Regions from separate parts of the Homo sapiens genome. Here region 1 is linked to region 2. A link is an interaction called in ENCODE POLR2A ChIA-PET data of the cell type or tissue named here. Cell type or tissue: GM12878. All regions are shown on one strand. Links, peaks and the distances in the headings refer to the core of each region. The heading gives the core; the rest is flanking DNA.

Region 1 (4,393 bases), core at 277-4,276, 330 kb after region 2:
AGAAAAACAGCAGGCACAAGAATAATATGGCCTTTTTCTTTCTGAAAGCAGGAGAAAAAATTCCCACATCAAAGATATCCTCCCTATACCAGAAGGAAACTATCATTCTACATCAAGGACAGGAAATTGAGGTCAAGGGAAATCTGCACAAACGTTGTTAAATTAACTTTTATCTTCTTAGTCACTTCTCCACCCAATTAACCTACTCAAGCCCAAGTCCCTTTGTCTTCTCATTTTCAGTGTTCTACTCCTTGTCCAATTCAGTATCTAAGTGTTCAACATGAACTGCATCTTTGGGTCTTCATCCCTTATGAGGGCTCCACATCACGGAACTCTTATATTAAATAAATTTGTATGCTTTTCTCCTGTTAACATGTCTTTAATTCTCAAGCCCAACCAAAAAGCCCTAAGAGGATAAGGGTAAAATTTTGCCTCCCTTTCATAGTGTATCTTTGTTACTTTCCTGATATTTATGGTCATATTGTGGTTATGTAGGACAATGTTCTTGTTTGCAAGACGTACACACTAAAGTATTCAGGAGTGATGGGGCATCAATTTGGCAACTTACTTTTATTAAAATATTAGTAATGATTCTGAAAGTTCGGGATTATTCCAAATGTTAAAAAACTGTAAATCAGATCACACCCTATCTTACCTTCCAGTGACTTCCAAATAAATTCAGACAAAAAGCCGAAGTATGTACCATGGCTTACTGAAAGATTCTCCCTGAGGCCTGAAAGCTTGAAGAGATGAATAACTCCTCCCTTCTCAGGCCCAGTCCCAAGCTTGGGCCAGCAGCGTGGGTCAGCAAGACAGCAGAAGCAGGAAGAGAGCTGGCCGAAAGACACATACCCCCTTGAAGATTGAGGGGCAGGCCGTCCAGGTACTATGTAGCAGTTACATCAGACTGAGACACTTCCTGTTTACAGGAGACTATAAAACCCCTGCCCCATCCTCATTTGGTGCTAACGCCATTTTAGGCATCAGCCCACCTGCACCCAGGCGCTCATTAAAACAGTGTGTTGCTCCACACTGCCATGTTGTCTGCTGATGCACTCTCAGGGTTCGAGCCGATACAAGAACCTTTCATCTTACAACATCTACATGATTTGGGCCCTAGCTATTTCTCCTACCTCGTTTCTTAACATCTTCCCCTCACTCATTCCATTCCAGCCAAACTGGCCATACTGCTGTTCTTTGAACAGACCAAGCAATACATCTCAAACATACAGGCTTTGCACCTGTGGTTCCCTCTGCCTGGAACGCTTTCTCCCCGCTTCTACGTCTTTCCTCAAATGTCACTTTCTCAAAGAAGCTTTCTCTAACTGCTGTATAAAACAGCCACCTGACCCTTCCATTGCTCTTGATTCCCATGAGGCCCAGCTTCATATTATCTTCCTTGCATTTTTCATTACCACAATTATATAAAGGATGTTTTTCTGCCTTCCCCTATGAAAACAAGGACCTTGTTTTATTCACTGCTTTACCCCAGGTTCTTGGCACCTGGTAGGTACTAAATAGTTATTTGAATAGGGATGATAAATTGTATCTGTACAATTACTCTCTACACGTGATAATACCTAGCTCTCTAATTAGAGATATATCAACCCAACATCAAATTTATTCATGAATCAAAGGTAAGAATCCACAGATTTAGAATTCCACAGTGTGTCACGGTCAACAAAGAGGGGTTTGAGAAACAAACAGCTAAGCTTGTTCAACACCATTTCTCCCTAAAAAGATTCATCACAAGCCGTGAAGCTTCCCATACAAATAAGGGTCATCAAAGGTACTCAGACCTTAGGAGGCTCCTCTCCACAAAGAAATGCAGCTTTGAATCCTCACTTGCCCTTAGGCACCTGCTGGAGTGATCTTCTACAGCTCTTAGCTTCATTTTCATGTGGTCTCAGATCAAATAAAAGGACTTGCTCCACTGAATAGAACTTTTAGCTTTTCAGGTTTTTACTATTTTATAATTTTAAACATAATTAATCGCACATAATTGAAATCACACCCCTACCCCTCATCTCCCAAAATGTGGCCCCTGAGCACCAATGTTAGATGAACATTTTGAAGCAGGTAGATGTCAATCTGAATAAGACAGCTCACATGCCTTCTATAGCCTCCCAGGACCAATTCCACCCAAGAAACAATCTCTCAGTTAAACAAAAACCAGGACACCTCAGCTCCTAAAGCCTGAATTCCATGTTGACACCTTGGTCTCAAATAGTCCTCCTAACATATAGAATGCCCCTTTGGAGAAGGTTGATGGTTCTAAACCTAAAACCAAAGCTCAATGCATGCTGGGCTTAATACCTAGGTGATAGGATGATCTGTGCAGCAAACCATCATGGCACATGTTTACCTATGTCAACCTGCACATCCTGCACATGTACCCTGGAGCTTAGAATAAAAGTTGAAGGAAAAAAATAAAGAGACATAGAATGTGGAAAAAAAAAAAACAAAAAAACCCCACAGCTCCTCAGACCTTAACGGAACCACAGGTTGTTATTTCCCACTAAAAAGAGTGCAACAGCAATCCCCAAATGATGTAGCATGAGAAAGCTCCTAATCAGTGCTGCTTTCTCACGGTAAGAACCAAAGAGCTTTTTTTATTCAGAGACAGGGTTTCACTCTGTCACCCACGCTGGAGTACAGTGGTGCAATCATACCTCCTTGCAACCTCAAACCCCTGGGCTGAAGGGATCCTCCCACCTCAGCCTCCCAAGTAGCTGGAACTACAGGCATGTACAACCATGCCTGGCTAATTTTCTAAAACTTTTTTTATTTATAGAGATGAGGCCTTGTTATGTTGCCCAGGCTGGTCTCAAACTTCTGGCCTCAAGCGAGCCTCATGCCTCAGCCTTCCAAAGTGCTGGGACTACAGGTATGAGCCACCACACCAAGCCCCAGTGAGCTTTTAAAGATATTATCCATTATCATATTCTTCAAATTACATCACTGACACAGTCAGTGCTCACAATTAGTCCAAGTAGTAGAACAGGGGTTGAAATCTGGTTATAGCTCAGCAAAAATGTACAGTACAAATATGTTTTGCTTAGCTCACAGTATTTGAAAAACAAACAAACTATTCTGTCCAATCGAGTAGCCTACTTATCTTAAATAAAAATTTTAAAATGTCCTCAGTTGCATTATCCACATTTTAAAGTGCTCTAGAAAGGCCAGGTGTGGTGGCTCATGCCTCTAATCCCAGTATTTTGGGAGGCAGAGGTTGGCGAATCATTTGAGTCCAGGAGTTTGAGACCAGCCTGGGCAACATGGCGAAACCTCATCTGTACTAAAAATACAAAAAAATTAGCTGGGCATGGTGCCACATGCCTGTAGTCCCAGCTACTCAGGGGGCTGAGGCAGGAGGATCACTTGAGCCCAGGAAGTCGAGACTGATTGTGCCATTGCTCTCCAGCCTGGGCAACAGAGTGTCCCCGTCTCAAAATAATAATAATATTAATAATAATAAAATGTTCTGGGCCACACGTGGCAAGTGGTTACCCTATTGGACAGGGCAGATAAAGAACACTTCCGTCATTGTGAAAAGTTCTGCTAGATAATGCTGTATTTAAAATGTCAAATATTTTTAAAAATTAATTGAAAAAAAAAAGAACTGACCCGGTGCAGTGGCTCATGCCTGTAATCCCTACACTTTGCGAGGCCAAAGTGGGTGGATCACTCGGGGCCAGGAGTTCAAGACCAACCTGGCCAACATGGTGAAACCTGTCTGTAGTAAAAGTACAAAAATTAGCCAGGTACGGTGGCAGGCACCTGTAGTCCCAGCTACTTGAGAGGCTGAGGCGGGAGAATTGCTTGAACCTGGGAGGCGGAAGTTGCAGTGAGCCAAGATGGTGCCACTGCACTCCAGCCTGGGCGACAGAGTGAGACGCTATCTCAAAAAAAAAAAAAAAAGCAAGAAAAAACAAGAAGTCTCACAAATAAATACAGATGTCCACCTTTGAAAAATCATCCAGAAACCCTTCGCAGAATTCTCACCTGATGGAACTGCAGGTTGCTGAATAAGCCTGCTGCCCTCTTTGACAAGTCTGTACTTTTCAGTTCACTGCAGTCTCCACTACGTCCTATTGTTTCATAGCTGCACTTCACTCACTTATGTCACATATCTGGGTTTCCAAGTGACTCTTTAGAACAGAGGCAAATACACTGAGATTATCCCACTTTCTACTGAAGACAGCCCAAAACTAGCTCTGATGATCAAATTCAATTAAAATAAAATGTCACAGCCCACCAGATATACTTATTTCTAGTTTTTGGGTGAAATTTTCTAGACCACTGGAAAGGAGCTCCAGAGTTTAATTGTATATCAACTGTATGGTATTATTTCAGCAATCTATGAAACAGATATAAGTACTTTGCTTTGAAA
Region 2 (4,393 bases), core at 102-4,101:
TTAAATGTCAATTAACAAAGGATGTTCTTTTTTAGATCATTTAAATTTATTTCATAAGCTAGTTGCCCAAAAGCTGCTCTGCTGGGCACTCATACAAAATTATTTTTTAAAAATATACAAATTAAATAGCAGAAGAGCAAGCTCCCCAGAACAGAAAGAAAACAAGCAGTGCTGATCACCATCTGGGTCTCCTTTTGGGAGGCAGAACCCAAGGGGAAAATAGACCACATCCCCTCCTTTGGACGCAATGCCAATGCCTAGGGTTTTGTCAGCCCTGGAGAGAGAGAGAGAGGGAGAGCGCAGGTGCAAATTCCTCCTGTCAATGTAAGAATTCTGTGCTTTTGATACCTCCAAGAGCCTCTCTCTGCAGAAAGTATGGAAAATATCGCACTGTTAAAATAACAAATGCAGTCAGAACAATAAGAAATACAAAGGTTCATACCTAAGGTGTGAAATAAGAATTTACTTGCAAACTATAAGGAAGGAGCACAACAAGACAGCAGATGCTAAAAGCACCAAAGAAGAGACCAGGTCATTTGAGCTGTAATAGTTTAAAGTTTGGAGTGAAAGGCCTATGGAAAGAGGTAGGACTACACTTGACTTTTGTAGTGCGTGTTTGTTGTTTCAGCCTGCCCAGGATCCCACCCCTTATTCTGAAGACAGTACCTAGGTTTTCTATTGGGACCTACCCTACTCCTACTTTTAATCCAAATGGCTTAGATAAGGTGGACCATTCCCATCCTTGGATCTAGAGAGTGGCATGTCATCCAGCCTTGGCCAGTCAGAGTCACTGTGGCTTGTGCAGGGATGGGCACATGAGCTAATCAGAGCAGATGAGAGTCATCCCCAGACTTTTGTCAGAACTGCTGGGAAAGCCTATGCCCTTCCAGTGGGCATTGCTAAGCTGGTACAATGCAAGCCTGATGCTGTAGTGGACATCCTTCCACCATATAAAGACAGCCTCCCTGGGAAAGCAGAGCCATGAAACGGAGAAAGACTTCTTACTAAATCCTTAGAGCACTAGATCCAGCATTTTCCATCTGCTATCGCTGCATGACAAACCACCTTAAAATGCTTTGGCTTGGCCAGGTGCAGTGGCTCACGCCTGTAATCCCAGCACTTTGTGAGGCAGAGGTGAGTGGATCACCTGAGGTCAGGAGTTCGAGACCAGCCTGACCAACATGGTGAAACCCCATCTCTACTAAAAATACAAAAATTAGCTGGGAGTGGTAATGGGCACCTGTAATCCCAGCTACTCAGGAGGCTGAGGCAGGAGAATTGCTTGAACCCGGGAGGCGGAGGTTGCAGTGAGCCAAGATCACGCCACTGTACTCTAGCCTGGATGACAGAGCGAGACTCCATCTCAAAAAAAAAAAAAAAAAAGGTGTTGGCTTACAACAATAACTACCTCTCATTAGCTCATGATTCTGCAATCTGGGCAGGCCTCCAAGGGAGGTGAGGTGGCTTTTCTCTGTTCCATGTGGCACTGGGGGGGGGGGGGTAGGGTGTCCAAGATGGCTTCATTCATATGAGTGACATTATTATATATATATATACATTGGTTTTCACCCATGGTTCCTGGCTTATAATTACCAATGCCCCTGTAATAGTCTCTTGTCATGATTTTGGGGCACTTTAGATCCCAGAAGCCAGCCTCAGAAGCCTTATCCTACCCTTGTTCCAGCTGCTCTTTTCTCTCCTGAAGGAAGGAATCTTCCCCCGCCTTTCTGTCATGCAGCTGGCCATGAAGAAATTCTCTGACCTACCTTGTCTGACTGTAGGACATAAGGTTCATTTTAGAAGGGGTCCTGCTCCATACCCTGGAGGAAAGAATGCTGCACAGAGAAGCCAAGAAGAATCTGAACAGACAGGCCTTGCTGGGTCTCGCCACTCAGTCTCTTAGTACTAGATCATATACCCTTTTGTCCAGTCACATTTCTACATGGTTGTCAATCATGCCCACCCAGTGACGTCTCCATAAAAGGCCGAAGAGTACAGGGTTCAGGGGGCTTCTGGATAGCTGGACATCTATGGAGGGTGGTGTACTCAGGGAAGACACAGAAGCCCTGCGCTCCTTCCCCTACCTCGTCCCATGCATCTCTTCATCTGTATCCTTTCTGATATCCTTTATACTAAACCGGTAAATGTAAAATATAAGGTTCCCTGAGTTCTGTGTGCTGCTCTAGCAAATTAATCAAACCCAAAGAGGGGGTCATGGGAACCCCAACATGAAGCCGGTTGGCCCGAAGTTCTGAAGGCCTGGGCTTGTGACTGGCATTTGAAGGGCAGTCTTGGGGACTCTGCCTTCAAACTGTGGGGTCTGACGCTATCTCCAGGTAGAGGTGGAGGACACCCAGCTGGTGTCCAGAACTGATTGCTTGCTTGGTGTGTGGGGAAACCCCTCTCCCATATTTGGTCACAGAAGTCTTCTGTGTTTATTGTTTTTGTAGTGTGAGAACAGAGGAAAAACATAGTTTGAGTTGATTTTTCTACAAACAACGTGTCAGCACCTATAAGACTTAGGGTGGCTGGAATGGTGGGGGCTGGCCGGGCCTCTGTCTTTATTTTTATATGTTTATAGTTTTTTAAAAAACTTTTTATCTTACTCTGTCACCTGGGCTGGAGTGTGATGGCATGACCATAGCTCACGGCAGCCTCAAACACCCAGATTCAAGCTATCCTGCCACCTCATTCTCCTGAGTAGCTGGGACTACAGGTGCATCAGCACGCCTGTCTATTTTTTGTAGCGACAGGGTCTTGCTGTGTGCCTAGGCTGATCTTAACTCCTGGCCTCTCCCACCTCAGCCTCCCAAAGCTGGGATTATAGGCATGAGCCACTGTAGCCGGCCTGTTTATACTTTTTTAAATACTTTTTTTTATAGTCTCTCATCTCTCCATCAGGGTAGTTGGATTTTTTTACATGGTGGCTGCCTTCTAACACAGCAAAAACAAAAGCTGCCAAATCTCCTAAGGCCTAGCCTAGAACTGGCAGATTATCACTTCCATCACATTCTACTGGTCAAGGCAAGTCAAAAGTCCAGCTCAGACTCCAGGGGAGGAGAAACGGGGTCTACCTGTTGAGGGAAGGAGTGATGTGCACATAGATGGGAGAAATTGCTGACTGCCATTTTGGCAGCCAATCCACCACACCAGCCTTGCCTAGACCACCTTTTCAGTGATATGAAGCAATGGATTCCTCTTTTTGCTCAAGCCCGTTAGAGATGGGGTTTCTGACTCCTGCAACCCAAAGAATCCTGTCTGATGCAACATTCAATGCAGGGTATGGGCAGAAAGAAGACAAGGAAAAGGGCAGCATTTCAAGAGAAGGCAAGAACTTTGAACAGCACAAATAAAGGGAGAATCAACAGAGGATTCTAGTGGGGGCACCAAGGACTCTAGAGTTTTCTCAGGCCACTAGCTTGAGTCTTCTGTGGTCAGTCCACACCAGATTACCTGTGAACTGCTCAACTATTTACAGTCTGGACTAATTATTTCAATACAAAGGTTATAATACATTATATTCTTTAAATATTTCATGTGATAATTTCTATGCTTCCCCCCTACACACACTAGAGTATAGGTTACCTGAAGGAAAGGACTGTACTTTCCAGGTACATGTAGGTATTCTGGACAGTTCTTAACATAGTATTCAATAAATGTTTGCTGAGTGAATGAGATCAACATTATTAAATGTCTACTTATTTCCTAGGCATTGGGGTTTTAAAAAATGACTCCGACATAAGCAAAAACTAGTGTCTGTTCCTAAGGGGTTGGAATGGGTAATAGGAAAGGATGAAAATTCACTGAATGATGGATGTTACCAATTTTCAGCTACTAAGTAGTTAATGACATTTGTGAATTCTCCCGTCATTTATTGAGCACCTTTGGTGTGACAGCCTCTGCTCTTGGTGCTGAGAATATAGAAATGAGTAAGACATCCAGAAGGGACAGCCCATCTAGACAGTGAGGCAGACACCTCCAAAAACGTTGCTGTAGATGCCAGGATAGTTATGTGCTTGGCATGGTAGTAGGACAAAGGAAGGAGGTGGTCTCCTCATGCAGCTCACTTCCTTAGATGTTTCAGTCCTATGGTCATCACAGCAGGGAGAAGGAGAGACAAGGAAAGCCAGATGTTGAAAACAAAAGTACAAGCCTCTTGTAAAGGAAAGGAAAATGTATTTCTTTTCATATTCCAGTTTGATTTAATAGTGCAGGGAAGTGTTCCCTTTGGGGGAAAGAGTCATAAGACAAAAAGTACAACAAGCTTCCCTCTGCAAGGATATAAGAACAGAGCAAAAGGAAGAATAAATCAGGTTTTTAAAATGTATTCTTCTAGCTTGAGGTGAACACATGCTGATCAGCTCTACATATCTATATTACAGATAGATAGATA

The links. ChIA-PET counts read pairs that join two places held together with the same protein. Peaks named below come from ENCODE experiments on the same cell type or tissue, not always from the same donor. Only the 100,000 strongest peaks of a DNase experiment are listed, where the experiment ranks them.
Region 1: POLR2A ChIA-PET joins it to region 2 with 8 read pairs; 2 of 35 experiments call an interaction of 5 or more read pairs at or near these places.

The regions. Positions count from the first base shown.
Region 1 is chr12:94,987,822-94,992,214 of GRCh38, forward strand. The region is part of intron 3 of NDUFA12 (NADH:ubiquinone oxidoreductase subunit A12); the gene reads right to left. Among named protein-coding and RNA genes, the nearest start is that of NDUFA12, 14 kb to the right of the region's middle. RefSeq lists an enhancer at 1,540-2,051. In GM12878, for the core only: no CTCF peak of the experiment used is centred there; a DNase peak (open chromatin) is centred at 2,550; H3K27ac peaks cover 1,098 bases.
Region 2 is chr12:94,654,954-94,659,346 of GRCh38, forward strand. No RefSeq gene overlaps it. Among named protein-coding and RNA genes, the nearest start is that of TMCC3, 6.6 kb to the left of the region's middle. In GM12878, for the core only: no CTCF peak of the experiment used is centred there; no DNase peak of the experiment used is centred there.